2 separate regions of the Homo sapiens genome follow, and region 2 is linked to region 1. A link is an interaction called in ENCODE POLR2A ChIA-PET data of the cell type or tissue named here. Cell type or tissue: CD4-positive, alpha-beta T cell. All regions are shown on one strand.

The links. Peaks named below come from ENCODE experiments on the same cell type or tissue, not always from the same donor. Only the 100,000 strongest peaks of a DNase experiment are listed, where the experiment ranks them.
Region 2: POLR2A ChIA-PET joins it to region 1 with 13 read pairs; 2 of 35 experiments call an interaction of 5 or more read pairs at or near these places.

What each region holds. Positions count from the first base shown.
Region 1 is chr19:21,564,926-21,572,925 of GRCh38, reverse strand. LOC124904670 (a long non-coding RNA gene) reads left to right here and starts at 3,670. Exons shown (of 2, transcript XR_007067182.1): 1 at 3,670-7,097. LOC101929007 (a long non-coding RNA gene) reads left to right here. Exons shown (of 4, transcript XR_007067176.1): 4 at 1,387-3,024. In CD4-positive, alpha-beta T cell, no CTCF peak of the experiment used is centred here; a DNase peak (open chromatin) is centred at 3,625; H3K4me3 peaks cover 1,615 bases; H3K27ac peaks cover 1,353 bases.
Region 2 is chr19:21,832,476-21,840,475 of GRCh38, reverse strand. ZNF43 (zinc finger protein 43) reads left to right here and starts at 4,294. Exons shown (of 4, transcript NM_003423.4): 1 at 4,294-4,440. The coding sequence starts at 4,438. RefSeq lists enhancers at 3,257-4,229, 4,341-4,500, 4,521-4,570, 4,611-4,700, 4,230-5,203. In CD4-positive, alpha-beta T cell, no CTCF peak of the experiment used is centred here; a DNase peak (open chromatin) is centred at 4,235; H3K4me3 peaks cover 1,302 bases; H3K27ac peaks cover 1,287 bases.

The sequences.
Region 1 (8,000 bases):
GACCTCAAGTGATCCACCCACCTCGGCCTTCCAAAATGCTAGGATAACAGCCATGAGCCATCACGCCCGGCCAATGTCTAAAGTTTTGGTCTATCTCTCAAAATTAAGATGACCAAAAGGACAAATTATTAAATTAATTACACCATAAAGCTGCCCCCTTTCACGTTTAATTTTGGTCGTTTTTATTTAAAATACTAAACTGAAACCTACCTGGATATGTAAATAGACTGTACCCATTCTTGTACCAATCAATGTGTTTTGGCCAGTAAAATGACGTCAACTGTTCAAACCATAAGGCAACTCCCAAGCTGTAATCAATCTGACTGTTTCGGTACCTGGCTTCCATTTTCCGCATGTCAATTTGCCTTTTCTGTTCATAAATTTTTTACCACCATGTGGCTATGCTGGAGACTCTCTGAGCCTACACAGGCTACCCAATTTGCAAATCATTCTTTTCTCAATTAAACTCTGATAAATTTAATTTCTCTAAAGTTTCTTTTTCTTTTTTCTATGATGAAAATAAATAATGTGTTCTTGGGCTTTGATTTTTCTAAACTCATTCCTCAGCTATTTTTCAAAATTATTATATGTCCATTCAAATGCTTCTGCAATTTTTTTGAGACAGTGTCTCTCTGTATCACTCTGGGTGGAGTGTAGTGGTGCAACCAATCATGTCTCACAGCAACCTTAACACTTCAGGCTCAACCAATCCTCCTGCCTCAGCCACCCGAAGAGCTGAGACGACAGACATGCAACATCATGACTGGCCAATTTTTAAATTTTTTTTCACGGACACAGGATCTTACTATGTTGCCCAGGTTGCACGTAAACTCCTGAACTCAAGTGATTCTTTCATCTCAGCCTCCCAAAATGCTAGGATTACAGGTGTGAGGCACCCTGTGCTTCTGCAATTTCTTGAAAGGATTATTCCCAATCATAAATAGTGCTATATGGGCATACATTTTTTAAAAATCTGGCTTTTACTGTAGCAGCATCTCTCTCCAGGATTTCAAGGATCTACAGCAGCCAAGAGTTTGATGCATGGGCTTTAGAGTCAGAAGAGTTGGTACTGAGTCTCAGGCCAGCCATTTAGTAGCTGTGAGTCTTTGGACAAGTTTCTTGATGCGAAAGAGTTGTATAAACCACATATGCAAAAAAGGCATAATGATATTGATTGCAAAAATGGTAGCAATTTTTCATCCCTCCTATCCATGCCTATTGGCAGGTGCTCTTACAGCTGTTCCCATTGAGATACAGAATCTGTTTTCCCAACCCTAGATCTGGCTGGCCTTATTTGTTCAAGGCACTAGATACTTGTGAACATGACAGTGGGCTAGTTTGGGGCCTGGGCTCAAATGGTGTTGAATGCTTCTGCTTTTCTTTCAGAATGCTGCTGTCTCCATCAATAAAGTCCATGTTAGCCACCTAGAGGATAAAATACCACGAGGAGGAGTAGCAAGGTGCCCCTGTTGACAGATCTTGAAGCACAAGCTCACTCCCAGAAGCACAGCTGCCTAGTCAACAAACAGCTGACAATACATGTCTGAAGGAGCTCAGCTGGGAACAGAAGAATGGCCCCACTGAGCCTAGCCTAAATGGCGGACCATCTCAATTATGAGCTAATAAGTTTTGGATGATTTGTTATGCTGCCATACCTAACTAATACATGCACCCAGTGCAGATTGGGTGTCAAGATTTAAAGACAGTTTGATTATTAGTCACCTTCTAACAATGGGCACCCTAAAGGTACTGACATTTTTCCCGATTTAAAGTTAAATGTCTTGTAAGGCAATGTTGACTGATGCAGGAATACTTGTAGACATGTATGCATGTGATTGGTGCTTATATGCACACAGTCCCCCACACCACAGGAAAAAACCGATGACCAGAGCCTGACCATTATGGCCAAGGCCAAATAGCCAAAGTTTGCCTTTAATCTATTTTCTTCATATCTAAAAATTGGAGGTCAATACTGTGGACAGGTCTGAAGACATAGAGTTTTGTTCTCCTGTGGCCCCATCATTCTTCAGTGGTCTACCTGTGGTTATTTTATTCTTGTTACCTTCTGCTCTTTCTATGACCACTATCTGTTCCACCCTTGAAACTGAAGACAGATGTTAGTAGAAAGAGGCTGTTCCCTCATGTCGGGCATGTGGGATACGATGAGGTTTCTCTTCAAATAGCCTGATCAATCTTTTATTCTTTAATTCATAGTACCCACACACACACCCCTTTTTTTCCTTTTTCTCCTTTTTCCTTTCTGCCTTTGTTAGATGCCCAGGCACGCCACAGTACCAGGCATTATCAGTACCAGCTCACATTTCTTCCCTTATTTGGAAAGAGGACTAACTTTCTAGCTCAATGCAGACACCCCTTCCCCTTCCTCTCTGCATTCTTTTGCATGCCCACCTTATCTAAAAAAATCAAATGTTTAGCCAACCAGGATTAGTTCAGATTGTACGACCCGACCCTGGCCAATGGGGAAAGGGTACAGGGGCAGGACTTGTGTCAGGAATAAAGGCTCTTGTGCCCCTTTGTTCAGGTGTGCTCTCATGGTGACTGGACAAGAACGCACCCCTCTGTGCAGAACTAAAATTGCTTTGCTAGGAATCCTTTGTTCGAGTGTTCAATTTCCTTATGATTTTGAGCGTTATTCCTAACAGGAAGAAAAGGGATATTCAGGCCTTTCACAGACCTGACAACAGAGCTGCACTTCAATGTGACAGGTATTGACCATGTGTGACTCCTGGGAGCCTGGAATGTGGCTGGTCTGAGCTGCAATTTGCAAGAAAGGTAAAATGCAGAGTTAGTTTCAAAGATTTAGTTCCATAAATATAAAAATATACAACATATAGATAAAAATATCTATATATAATATGGATAAAAATACATAGCATAATGCAATATATAGATACATAATTATGTTATATATAAATATATATCTCATTCATAATTATACATTGCTCACATATTAAAATAATATTTTGGATATATTGCTTTAATTAAATTGTTACAACAGACGGATGCAGTGTCTCACGCTTGTAATCTCAACACTTTGGGAGGCCGAGGTGGGCGTATCACGAGGTCAGGAGATCGAGCCATCCTGGCTAACACGGTGAAACGTGTCTCTACGAAAAATACAAAAAATTAGCCAGGCATGGTGGCAGGCGCCTGTAGTCCCAGCTACTTAGGGGACTGAAGCAGGAGAATGGCGTGAACTCGGGAGGCGGAGCTTTCAGTCAGCCGAGATCGCGTCACTGCACTCCAGCCTGGTCAACAGAGCGACTCCGTCTCAAAAAACAAAAACAAAGACAAAAAATCTCATGCTGCCTTCTCAAAGCCAGGAAGGTTATAAAACCTGAAATTTCAAAATCATTATTATTATATTCTTTTCATTTGTGAATAGCCATACAGTATAATATTTATAAATGCATATAACCTTATACACAAGATTACATGCAAACACCCTCTAGGGTGGGCCTGGCTCAGCTCAGGGACGAAGCCCTTTCTGAGCGGGCGGCAGCTTAGGCAGTCACTCTTTCTTCATTCAGCCTAGCGTTTGGTCACATCTTCTGTCAATCACGATGTGAGGAGGCGGGGATTTAAGCGTTATCCAATCAGCAACACTGGGCTGGAAACCCTCCAATCAGCCACGCAGCTGGAGCGGGCAAGACAGCTTCCGGAATATGGGGGCCTTTGTCTCCGGCTGCAGCTGGAGTTCTACGTCTAGTCTTCAGAGGCCCAGTCTCCGTGACTTTGTGACCTGCAGGTATTGGGAGATCCACAGCTAAGATGCCAGGACCCCCTGGAAGCCTAGAAATGGTGAGAGTGCCGGGTCCGACATCCTGAGAAAAGGGAAGGAGTTGATTGGAACTGGTGGCAAGTGGCTGTGGTGGGACTCGGGTCTCCCGTCAGTCAGCTCCACAGTCTGCGCCCCGAGTTCTCCTTGGCCAACTCAGCCTCAGTCCTCTTCAGCCATAGCATGGTGGCTGCGCTGACAGCAGGACCCTGGGCTGAAGGTGTGGGTTGCCCCTCCACACCTGTGGGTGTTTCTCGTTAGGTGGAAGGAGAGACTTGGAAAAGAGAAAGACACAGAGACAAAGTATAGAGAAAGAAATAAGGGGACCCAGGGAACCAGCGTTCAGCATATGGAGGATTCCACCAGCCTCTGAGTTCCCTTAGTAGTTATTGATCATTCATGGGTGTTTCTCCAAGAGGGGGATGTGTCAGGGTCACAAGACAATAGTGGGGAGAGGGTCAGCAGACAAACACATGAACAAAGGTCTTTGCATCATAGACAAGGTAAAGAATCAAGTGCTGTGCTTTTAGATGTGCATACACATAAACATCTCAATGCTTTACAAAGCAGTATTGCTGCCCACATGTCCCACCTCCAGCCCTAAGGTGGTTTTTTCCTATCTCAGTCGATGGAACGTACAATCAGGTTTTATACCGAGACATTCCATTGCCCAGGGACAGGGAGGAGACAGATGCCTTCCTCTTGTCTCAACTGCAAGAGGCATGCCTTCCTCTTATACTAATCCTCCTCAGCACAGACCCTTCATGGGTGTCGGGCTGGGGGGCGGTCAGGTCTTTCCCTTCCCACGAGGCCATATTTCAGACTATCACATGGGGAGAAACCTTGGACAATACCTGGCTTTCCTAGGCAGAGGTCCCTGCGGCCTTCCGCAGTTTTTGTGTCCCTGAGTACTTGAGATTAGGGAGTGGTGATGACTCTTAAGGAGCGTGCTGCCTTCAAGCATCTGTTTAACAAAGCACATCTTGCACAACCCTTAATCCATTTAACCCTGAGTTTGACACAGCACATGTTCCAGAGAGCACAGGGTTGGGGGTAAGATTATAGATTAACAGCATCTCAAGGCAGAAGAATTTGTCTTAGTACAAAACAAAATGGAGTCTCCTATGTCTGTCTACTTTCTACACAGACACAGTAACAATCTGATCTCTCTTGCTTTTCCCCACACTGGGCGTCCTGTCTGCACAGTGACCCAGTGATGGTCCCCTGGCCTGGAGGCCTCTCTGGGCAGCTCTGCAGCCGCAGCGCCTTGTCTCTGGCCAATTGTGCAGGGACCATGGGAGGGTAGTCAGGGGAGAATCCCGACTCGGGTGAGGGTTCATGAATGGGAAGAGTTTTGGTCGGTGGGGTTCCTAGTCCCTCTTTTCATCTATTAAAAATTTATGGAGTCACCGCAAAAAGATTAAAGAATTTAATCAAAGAGTGGCTCAAAAATTGTAGAGTACCCAGCTATGGGTTTTAGTTTGTGGTTCATGGGAGGAACTTGAAGGAAAGACTTTTATAAGGTCCATGATTAAAAAAAAAAAAACAAATTCAATAATCGGTTAGGTACAGTTACCTACTTTTTTTTGTTTTTTTTTTTGAGACAGTTTTGCTCTGTCACCCAGGCTGAAGTGCAGTGGCGCGATCTCAGCTCACTGCAACCTCTCGGTGTCAAGCGATTCTCCTGCCTCAACCTCCCGAGCAGCTGGGACTACAGGGAGTCACGTACTTTCTTAATTTCCACTTTGAGTGTGTAAATTTTCTGGTTATGTAATCAGAGCTTAATTGGCCATTTATAGTTAGTTGGTTAAGCTTAAATTTTGTTTTCCCCAATGCAATTTACAAAAATTTACAAAAAAAAAAAATATATGTTTGAGGATACACACTTCACAAGAGACTGATTTTTTTTTTCCCCTGAATTTTTTAAATGTGTCCCAAGTGCGGTCTCAAGTCTAGCCCTCATCCCCCATTCCTCCAGCCTAACTCAGGCTTGAAGTAAAATACTAAATTTCCAGTTCCTTCTGACAATCCCAAATGCCAGCCTCGTTTCCCTAGTTCACATTGTCATCTATTTGTCCTTTAGTGTATATTTTCAATACTGTATTTTTTTTTACAAACCACTGGATGGCACATTTTAAAAGATTCATTTTCTGTTTGTAAATATTTCCCATGAGAAGAAAGCAAAGAATAACCCCTGACACTGTGTTGTGTAAAATCTCTGTGCCTCTTTTCCTTTTACCTTCCCTAGGCAGAGATCTTACCAGAATGCTTTGGGGTAAAGGTTTTTTTTTGGCGGGGGGAAGCTTTATTGGGTGATGTGTCCTCAACCACCCTTTAGTTTTTTCTTGGTCATCGGTTTCAGTACTGTCTGTGAATAAACCATTATATCAGCCATGGCTATGTCTGCTAGAGTGTCTAGGGAATCTCAGGTCCTGGGTCATTTTCTTTCATAGGACAGCCTGAGGTATGGAGTGTAGCCTCTCAAGGAAGCAGATGGATGCACTGGGGCTGAGAGAAATCTCCTGGTGTGCTCTTCCTTTAAAAAAGTAACCCCTTGAGACATTAACATTGTTTTCACCCAACCCAGCTTTCATATCTTGGTGACACATTGCTGGTCAGCCAATCAGAGGCTGGTATTAAGGGGAAAACAGAAATAATTTCTGTCCCCTGAATTCTCTAAGATTTGTGAAAGAAAAAATAGTATCCCCCCTAAAAAAAAAACAAAAGAAAACCTGACCCCAGAGAGATGCTGCAAAAATTTCCGAAAGTAAAACCTGGGCCACTCACTGGAACATAGTGCAGTGTCTCCTGAGAGGTTAGTCATTGAGCAGTTAAGTGAGCAGGCTGGGGTGGGAGAATCTCTCACGTGATTGGATGACCTGACTTGACACATAAGTCAGACACATCTGTTTTTTAATCATCACTGCTACACCCTGGGTTCGTCACCTTGAAAAGATTTGTTCACTTATATTGATTTCAATTTCTTAAACTGTAAATTGCATTTTATTAGTAGAGCTTGAAAGGTTCAAAAACATTTACAAAGGGCATAAAAGTGGTGGGTTTCAAAAAATATTAATATCTAATCATATATTTCGTATGTTAAAAATTCTTACTTACCTTTTTCTTTCCCAGAGAGAGTTTAGGAATTTTCTCAGGTGTGTTTTCTGTAGGTGATTTCAAACAGAATTCCAAGGCTCAGCTTTTAGAATGCTACCAAGGAAAATAATAGGGAAAATCTCCTTCGATTTTGGCTGTAGAAAATGAATACATTTCCACGAGGAAATATTGTAGATAATTGGTGAGTTACATAAATTTATAAAACATTAGTTCCTCTTTCTGCAGGGTAAATTTCTGAGAGTGAATATCTCTGTTCTGTATCCTGTTATCTTGATTTCTGAGTTTCATACTAAATTTCATGAGATGAAACTTGGTACCTCCTAGAAGTTTTTCCCTATGACTAATTGTTTACTACATTATTTTTAATAGAAATAATACAATAATAAATTTATTATCTGAAAGAAATAGATACTTTTGCTGTTCTTATTGAGGTATAAAATGTAGGCCAGGTGCGATGGCTCATGCCTGTAATCCCAGCACTTTGAGAGGTCAAGGCGGGCAGATCACGAGGTCAGGAGTTCGAGACCAGCCTGGCCAACATAGTGAAACCCGTCTCTACGTAAAATACAAAGTTAGCCAAGTGTGGTGGCATGCACCTGTAGTCCCAGCTACTCAGGAGGCTGAGGAGGCAGGACAATCACTTGAACCCAGGAGGCAGAGTTTGCATTGAGCCAAGACTGTGCCATTGCACTACAGCCTGGGTGACAAAGTGAGACTCTGTCTCAAAAAAAAAAAAAAAAAAAAGTAAGCACCTTATAATTTATTTTCCATGTATGAACACTGTGTTTGAGTAATTTTGCTGAATTTTTCAAACACTTAGTTTCAAAAATCAAGTGTATAACTCTGACATGGAAATTAAAGCCTGAGCCCAGTGACTCCAAGAAAAAACTAATGTTGAGCCTGCAAAAGGAGGTTATTAAGGGCCCAGTTAGTTCTTTCTGGGGAGCCTCCCCTGCAGAAGTCCCAGCCTGCTCAGCCCAGCTATAAAAGAAGCCTTAATCCTGAGGGAAGCTACAGAGCCCTGGAAAGCTGGGGACCCACAGGCAGATGCTAGTAAGGTTAAGATAAAAGGAGACTGGGAGAA
Region 2 (8,000 bases), 270 kb before region 1:
GGATGTATCCAGTCCACCGTTGAGATTGTGACTTGTGTACTTGGACTCAACATACAACATGTGTTGACTCTAATACTAAGAAATGGGATGTGTGGGATTGTTCATTCCTACATTTTTTTGTGACTGTGATTGTAACATACACCTTTGCCCAGCACCTGAGTGATTTGACTCTCCTGCCTGGTGCCTAGTGCACAGATCGGATTGTGACACATTGCTGAATCCAACATCTAGGTGGTGTGACTCTGTACTTTTGCCTCAGCACTGCCCACAGGGGGGCATTGTGACATATCACTGGACCCCACACCCTGGTTATGTGACTCTTCTGCCTGTGCCCTATCTTCATGGGCCATTGTGACATTGCTATGTGCAACATCCAGGTGATGTAACTTTCCTTGCTGGATCCTGCTTGCAGGAAGCATTATAATCTATCTGCATCCATCACCCAAGTAATGTGACTCTCTTTCTACCAGGTTGCTGCTTACAGAAAGAATTGTTACCTATCACTGGGCCAGCACCTAGCTGTTGTGATGCTTCTTTTTCTACCTACATTCAGCTCACAATGTAGATTTTGACATACTGCTGGGCTAAACACCAAAAATGAAGTTACGTTTTTCCTCAGCACTTTCCTCATCAGGCATTGTGACATATTGTTTGGCCCAGAACTAAGGTAATGTGAGCCTCCTGCCTGAACCCTGCCCATAGTGGGCATAGTGACATATTTGTGAACCCATCATCCATATAATGTGACTTTCTTACTTGGCTTTTCCCTATAGGAGAGATTGTGACATATATTTGAGCCCAGAAACCAAATAATTTGACCCTTCTTTCCTGCTATGGCCATGCTCCCATAAAAGAGAGTGACTTATTGCTGCGATTAGCACACAGGCTATGTGATTCTTCTGCCTGGTTCCTCTCCACAGGAGTTACTTTGACATATCTCTGGGCCCATTACTTAGATGATGTGACTCCTCTTATTCCTGGGATGTGTTCACAGTTTGGACTGTAACATATCGCTTAGTCAAGCACTTATGTGATGTGACTCTTCTCTCATGTTTTGGCCTTGTCCACTGGGGTGCTTGTGATATGTAGCTGGGCCCAGCTCTTAGGTTATGTGATCTCTTTTTTTTTTTTTTTTTTTTTTTTTGCCTGATCTCTGCATACATTTTGTATTGTGATATATATGGCTGGGTCCAACACCTAGGTATTATGAGTCTCCTGAATGGGCTCTGTTCAGAAAGGTATTATGACATATTCTTTTTTCTTCATCACTTAAATGTTGTGACTCTCCTTTTTTGACTAGAACCTGCTACAAAGGATAATTGTGAAATATCACTGGACCCAGCACCTAGGTGATGTGACTCTCCTTTTTGCCTGGGTCTCACATAATTTGGGTATTGTGATATATTGCTGAGACCAACATCTAGGGGGTGGGAAGCTCCTTTCTTGACCCTAACCACAGGAGCTTTGTGACATATCTCTGCATCCATGATCTAAATATGTGATTCTGTGTTTCTGCCTGCACCCTGCTAACAGAGAAGATTACGACAAATTTCTAAGTGCAGTGTATCTTGTTTATCTTGTGCTGACCTCCTATCTCATCCTGTGACTAAGAATGCCTAACCTGGGGAGGCAGCCAAGTAGGTTTCAGCATATTTCACACAGCTGCTATTCAAGATTGAGTTGCTCTGGTTTGAATGCCTCCAACATTAAGATCCACTATAAAATTATGAAAAAAGTCTAGAGTAAATGAGAATTAAATTAGGATGGGCTATTCTACCCTGGGTGCGGTGGCTTACTCCTGTAATCCCAGCACGTTGGGAGGCCAAGGCGGGCGAATCACCTGAGGTCAGGAGTTTGAGACCAGCCTGGCCAACATGGGGAAACCCCGTCTCTACTAAAAATACAAAAATTAGCCAGGTGTGGTAGCGCACATCTGTAATCCCAGCTACTCGGGAGGCTGAGGCAGGGGAATTGCTTGAACCCAGGAGGCGGAGGTTGCAGTGAGCTGAGATTGCACCACTGCACTCCAGCCTGGGTAATAGAGCGAGACTGTATCTCCAAAAAAAAAAAAAAAAATTTAGAATGGGCTATTCTGAAAGATGTAGCAATAATTATATTTGTGTTTATGAGTTTTTTTTATTAACCTCTACACTTGATAATGAAAGAGGTTTCCACTGCTAAAGGAAAATAAATCTCTTGATGCCAAAATTACTAAGCCACTAGAAAAGTCAAGTTGAGAACTATGTCAGGCAAATCTGCCTCCCATTTTATTTCTAAATAAGATAGCTACAAAGATAAAAAAGCTACATACTTTCTTTACAATTAGCCAACAAGGAAATTCCTTGAGAACCAAAGACAGACAGAACTCAGAGTCATTTCTCTGAGCCTCGCCTGAGACAAATGCACATCTGATTGCTTCCTCTGCACTGCTGTTAATTTAGATATGCAGGTTCACTGAGCCAGACTAAATTGTATTCAGTTGAATGCTTATCAAGGACTCAAGAATCCAGACTTTTATCTCTTATTTACTTATGACCTGGAAGCCCTCACCTCAAGTTGTCCTGCATTACTGGATCAAACCAAGAAAGAGAGAGAGGAAGGAGGAGGTGGAGAAGGAAAAAGGTAGGGAAGGAAGATCTTATACATATTGATTGATGTCTCATGCTTTCCTAAAATGTTTAAAAGCTGCTGGGCATGGTGGCTCACACCTGTAATCCCAGCACTTTGGGAGGCTAAGGCGAGCAGTTCACCAGGTCAGGAGACATCCTGGCTAACAGGGTGAAACCCTGTCTCTACTAAAAATACAAAAAATTAGCTGGTATTCATAGAAAATATAATTTTTAATTATCGAGTAATCTGAATAAATGAATATATCATAAAAAAATTAGCTGGGCATGGGGTCATGCACCTGTATCCCCAGCTACTTGGTAGGCTGAGTCAGGAGAATCGCTTGAACCTGGGAGGCGGAGGTTGCAGTGAGCCGAGATTGTGCCACTGCACTCCAGCCTGGTCGACAGAGCAAGACTCCGTCTCAAAAAAAAAAAAAAAAAAAAAAAAAAAGTAAGTGTAGGCAAATGTAGATGCAAATACACATCTGTTTACACAAATTCCTACTTTCAAAATCACAGAGAATGGTCACTTTTTAGCCTTTTTATGAATAAAATCCTGGATTCCATTTATTATTCCATTAGAACTTCTGTACCTATTTTGAAATTTGAGATTAAATTGTCTTTTGCTGAGTTTGCCCAGTTTATATTTCAAGTAATACTATATCATGGGAACACATTAGAGATTTTCTATATTTTTATGTTTTACATCAGTTTCTAAAACCTGGAAATTATCTTGTTTTGAATTTCTTATGAAAATGGAATACTATCCACTAAGAATATTCCATTAGCATACTGCAACTTAAAGTCAGGAGATCTAAACTTTTTCTGGTAACATTACCTATATTTAGTTTTTTAAAAAATGTTCTCTTTTTGTATATGCTTTTTAATTTGCTTTTAAAACATGTGCATAACATTTCCTTGAATTCTATTAATGGACCTCAATGCTTTAAAAAAATTTTTTGATAAAATAATTCAGTCTGAATGTGATGGTTCATGCCTATAATCCCAGTACTTTGGGAGGCTGACTTTGTAGGATTCATTGAGCCCAAGAGTTTGAGACCATTCTGGGCTATCTAGTGAGGCTTCATCTCTACAAATAAAAATATGATAACAAATTAGCTGAGCATGGGGCCACATGCCAGTGGTCCCAGCTACTCAGAAGGCTGAGACAGGTAAATTGCTCAAGCCTAGATTGCTGAGGCTGCAGTGAGCTGCAGTCATGACCCTGCACTCCAGCCTGGGTAACAGAGACTCCCTCTCAAGAATAAGAAAAACCCCACAGAGGATAAATAATAAAATATTCAATGTTTGTAATACTTCCTACTCAAAGGGCCAGAAGCCAGGAAGGTCATAAAAGCTGAAATTCAAAAACAATTGTTTTCATTTTTTAGTATCCATATAGTATATTACTTATAAGTGAAGATGACCTTATACACAAGGTTAAAGGCAAATACCCTCTGGGTTGGGCCTGCTCTGCTCAGGGAGGAAGCCCTGCCTGAAAAGGCGGCAGCCTAGGCTGTCATTCTTTCTTCTTTCAGCCCAGCGTCTGATCACATCTTTCATTCAGGGTTTGCGGGGGCAGGACCTTAGAAGTTATCCAATCAGGGACGCTGGGCTGGAAACCGTCCAATCAGGCACGGGGCAGGAGAGGACAGGGCGGCTTCCGGGATGTGGCGGGGCCTTTGTCTCTGGCTGCAGTTGGAGCTCTGCGTCTCGTCTTCGTTCTTCTGTGTCCTCTGCTGCTAGAGGTCCAGCCTCTGTGGCTCTGTGACCTGCGGGTATTGGGGGATCCACAGCTAAGACGCCAGGACCCCCCGGAAGCCTAGAAATGGTGAGAGTGCCGGTCCGACATCCCGAGAGGGGGAAGGGGCTGTGGCGTGACTCAGGCCTTCCCGCAGTCAGCTCCACAATCTGCGCGTGCCGGAGTTCTTGCCCAGCTCGGCCTCAATCCCCTTCAGCCATAAGATGGCGGCTGCTCTGGGAGGCAGCCCCGGGCGTCCTGTCTCTTCTCTGCGCAGTGACTGTGTCCCGGCCTGCAGCCCTCTGTGGGCAGCTCTGCAGCCGCAACGCGGCGTCTCTCCCAAATTGTGCAGGGGCCACAGGAGGGTCGTCAGGAGAGAATCCTGACTCGTGATGCAGTTTCATGAATAGGAAGAGCTTTGGTCCGTGGCATTTCTAGTCCCTCTTTTGGTCTATTAGAAACAGGAGAGTCGGCCGGGCGCGGTGGGTCACGCCTTTAATCCCAGCACTTTGGGAGGTCGAGGTGGGTGGATGACGAGGTGAGGAGTTCGAGAGCAGCCTGGCTAATATGGTGAACCCCGTCTATACTAAAAATACAAAAATTAGCTGGGCGTGGTGGCGCGCGCCTGTAATCGCAGCTACTAGGGAGGCTGAGACAGGAAAATCGCTTGAACCCAGGAGGCGGAGGATGCAGTGAGCCGAGATCGCGCCATTGCACTCCAGCCTGGGCCACAGAGTGAAACTCCCTCTGGAAAAAAAAAAAAAAAAAAACTAAACTAGATTTTCCTTTATTTCTGACATTCCCAAATGCCACCTTCTTCTCCGCAATTCACGTTATCAACTATTTTTTCTTTTTTTTCTTTTTTTTTTTTTTTTTGAGATGGACTTTCGCTTTTGCTGCCCAGGCTGGAGTGCAATGGTGCTATCTCGGCTCCCTGCAACCTCCGTCTCCCGGATTCAAGCGATTTTCTTGCCTCAGCCTCCTTAGTAGCTGGGATTACAGGTGCCTGCCACCACACCCAGCTAATTTTTTTTGTATTTTTAGTAAAGACGGGATTTCACTATATTGGCCAGGTGGTCTCGAACTCCTGAGCTCAGATGATCCACCCGCCTCAGCCTCCCAAAGTGCTAGGATTACAGCACTTAAAAATAGCCACCGAGCCGGGCTATTTTTTTTTTTTTTTTAGTGTACATTTTAGATACAGAGATACGTTTTAGATAAAGATATTTTAGATATCTGTATATTTTTGATACAGATATTTTAATTATTTTTTGAAAAATCATTGGATGGACTTAAATAAATTTTCCTTTCTTCTTTCCTTCTTCTTTCTTTCCTTCCTTCCTTCCTTCCTTCCATCTTTCCATCCTTGCTTCCATCCTTCCTCTCGCTTTGTTTCCCAGGCTGGAGTGCAATGGTGCAATCTCAGCTCATTGCAACCTCCCGGGTTCAACCGATTCTCCTGCCTCAGCCTCCCGAGTAGCTGGAATTACAGGCACCTGCCACCGTGCCTGGTTAATTTTTTTGTATTTTTAGTTGAGACAGGGTTTCACCTTGTTGGCCAAGCTGGTTTCGAACTCCTGACCTTGTGATCCACCCGCCTTGGCCTCCCAAAGTGCAAGGATTACAGGCGTGAGCCACCGAGTCCGGCCTAAATTTTGTTTTCTATTTGAAAATATTTTCCATATTGAAAAGAAAGCAAAAAATAATCCCCTTACACTGTTTGTAAAAAATAAAAATCTCTGTGCCTCTTTTCCTTTTCTTTTTTTCTTTACTTTTTTTTTTTTTTTTTTGAGACAGTGTTGCTTTGCTGCCCAGTCTGGAGTGCAGTGATGTGATCTCTGCTCACTGCAACCTCTGCCTCCCTGATTCAAGTGATTCTTTTGCTTCAGCCACTCCAGTAGCTGGAACTACCGGCACCTACCACCATTCCCAGCTAATTTTTGTATTTTTGTTAGAGACAAGGTTTTTCCATGTTGACCAGGCTGGTCTCGAACTCCTAACCTCAGATGATCCACCCGCCTCCGCCACCATGCCTGGCCTCTTTTTTCTTTTTGTTTTCCCTAGGCACAGGACTCTTTTTTTTCCCCCGCCCCGCCTTAAGATGGAGTTTAGCTCTTGTTGCCTAGGCTTGACTGCAGTGGAGCCATCTCAGCTCACTGCAACCTCTGCCTCCTGGGTTCAAGCGATTCTGCTGACTCAGCCTCCCGAGTAGCTAGGACTACAGGGATGCACTACCACGCCTGGCTAATTTTGCATTTTTAGTAGAGACAGGGTTTCCCCATGTTGGTCACGCTGTTCTCAAACTGCCGACCTCAGGAGATCCACCTGCCTCGGCCTCCCAAAGTGCTGAGATTATAGGCATGAGCCACCACACCCAGCCAGAGACTTTTTCAGAATGTTTTTAGGTCAAGTTTTTCCTTTCGAAAAATGTGGGTGATTTTTCCTCAGCCACACTTCATTTTGTTGTTTTTGTTTTTTTTTTCTGATCCTGGGTTTCAGTACTGTCTAGGGATAAACCAAGATAACCACCATGGCTATGTGTGCTACAGTGTCACAGCCTGGGTGTAGTGGCTCATGCCTATAATCCCAACACTTTGGGAGGCCGAGGTGGGTGAATCACCTGAGGTCAGGAGTTCAAGACCAGCCTGGCCAACATGGTGAAATCCCGTCTCAACTAAAAATACAAAAAAATTAGCTGGGTGCAGGGGCAGGCGCCTGTAATCCCAGCTACTTCGGGAGGCAGAGGCAGGAGAATCGCTTGAACCTGGGAGGCCGAGGTTGCAGTGAGCTGAGGTCGCGCCATTGTACTCAGCCTGGGCGACAAGAGGGAAACTCTGTTTAAAAAATAAATAAATAAAATAAAATAAAAATTATCATTTACCTTTCTCTTTCCCAGAGTGAGTTTAGGAATCTTCTCAGGTGTCTTTTATTTTATGGCTGGGTGATTTTCAACAGAATTCCAAGGCTTAGCTTTTAGAATGCTACCAAGGAAAAGAATAGGGAAAATCTATTTTATTTGGCTGTACAAAATTAATACATTTTTATAAGAAAACGTGGTATATAAGTGGTGAGTTACACAGATTCATAAAAACATCAGTTACTCTCTTTGCAGGGTAAATTTGTAGAGGTGATTATCTGTATTCTATATCCTATCATCTTGATTTCTGAGTTTAATGCTAAATTTTATGAGATGAAACTTGGTACCTCCTAGAAGTGTTTTCATATGACTAATTGTTTACCACATAATTTTTTTTTTTCAATTGACATGGAGTCTCACTCTGTTGCCCCACTAGAGTGCAGTGGCACAATCTCGGCTCACTGCACCCTCCATCTCCCAGGTTGAAGCAATTCTTCTCCCTCAGCCTCCTGAGTAGCTGGGATTACAGGCGTGTGCCACCACGCCCAGCTAATTTTTGTATTTTTGGTAGAGATGGGGTTTCACCATATTGGCCCGGCTGGTCTCGAACTCCTGACCTTGTTATCTGCCTGCCTTGGCCTCCTAAAGTGAGCCACTGCGCCTGGCTGGTTGTCTTGTTTAGTTAGTCTGTTCATAGTTTTCTTTGCTGTGCAGAAGCTCTGTAGTTTAATTAGGTCCCATTTGTCAATTTTTCCTTTTGTTGCAATTGCTTTTGGTATCTCCATCATGAAAT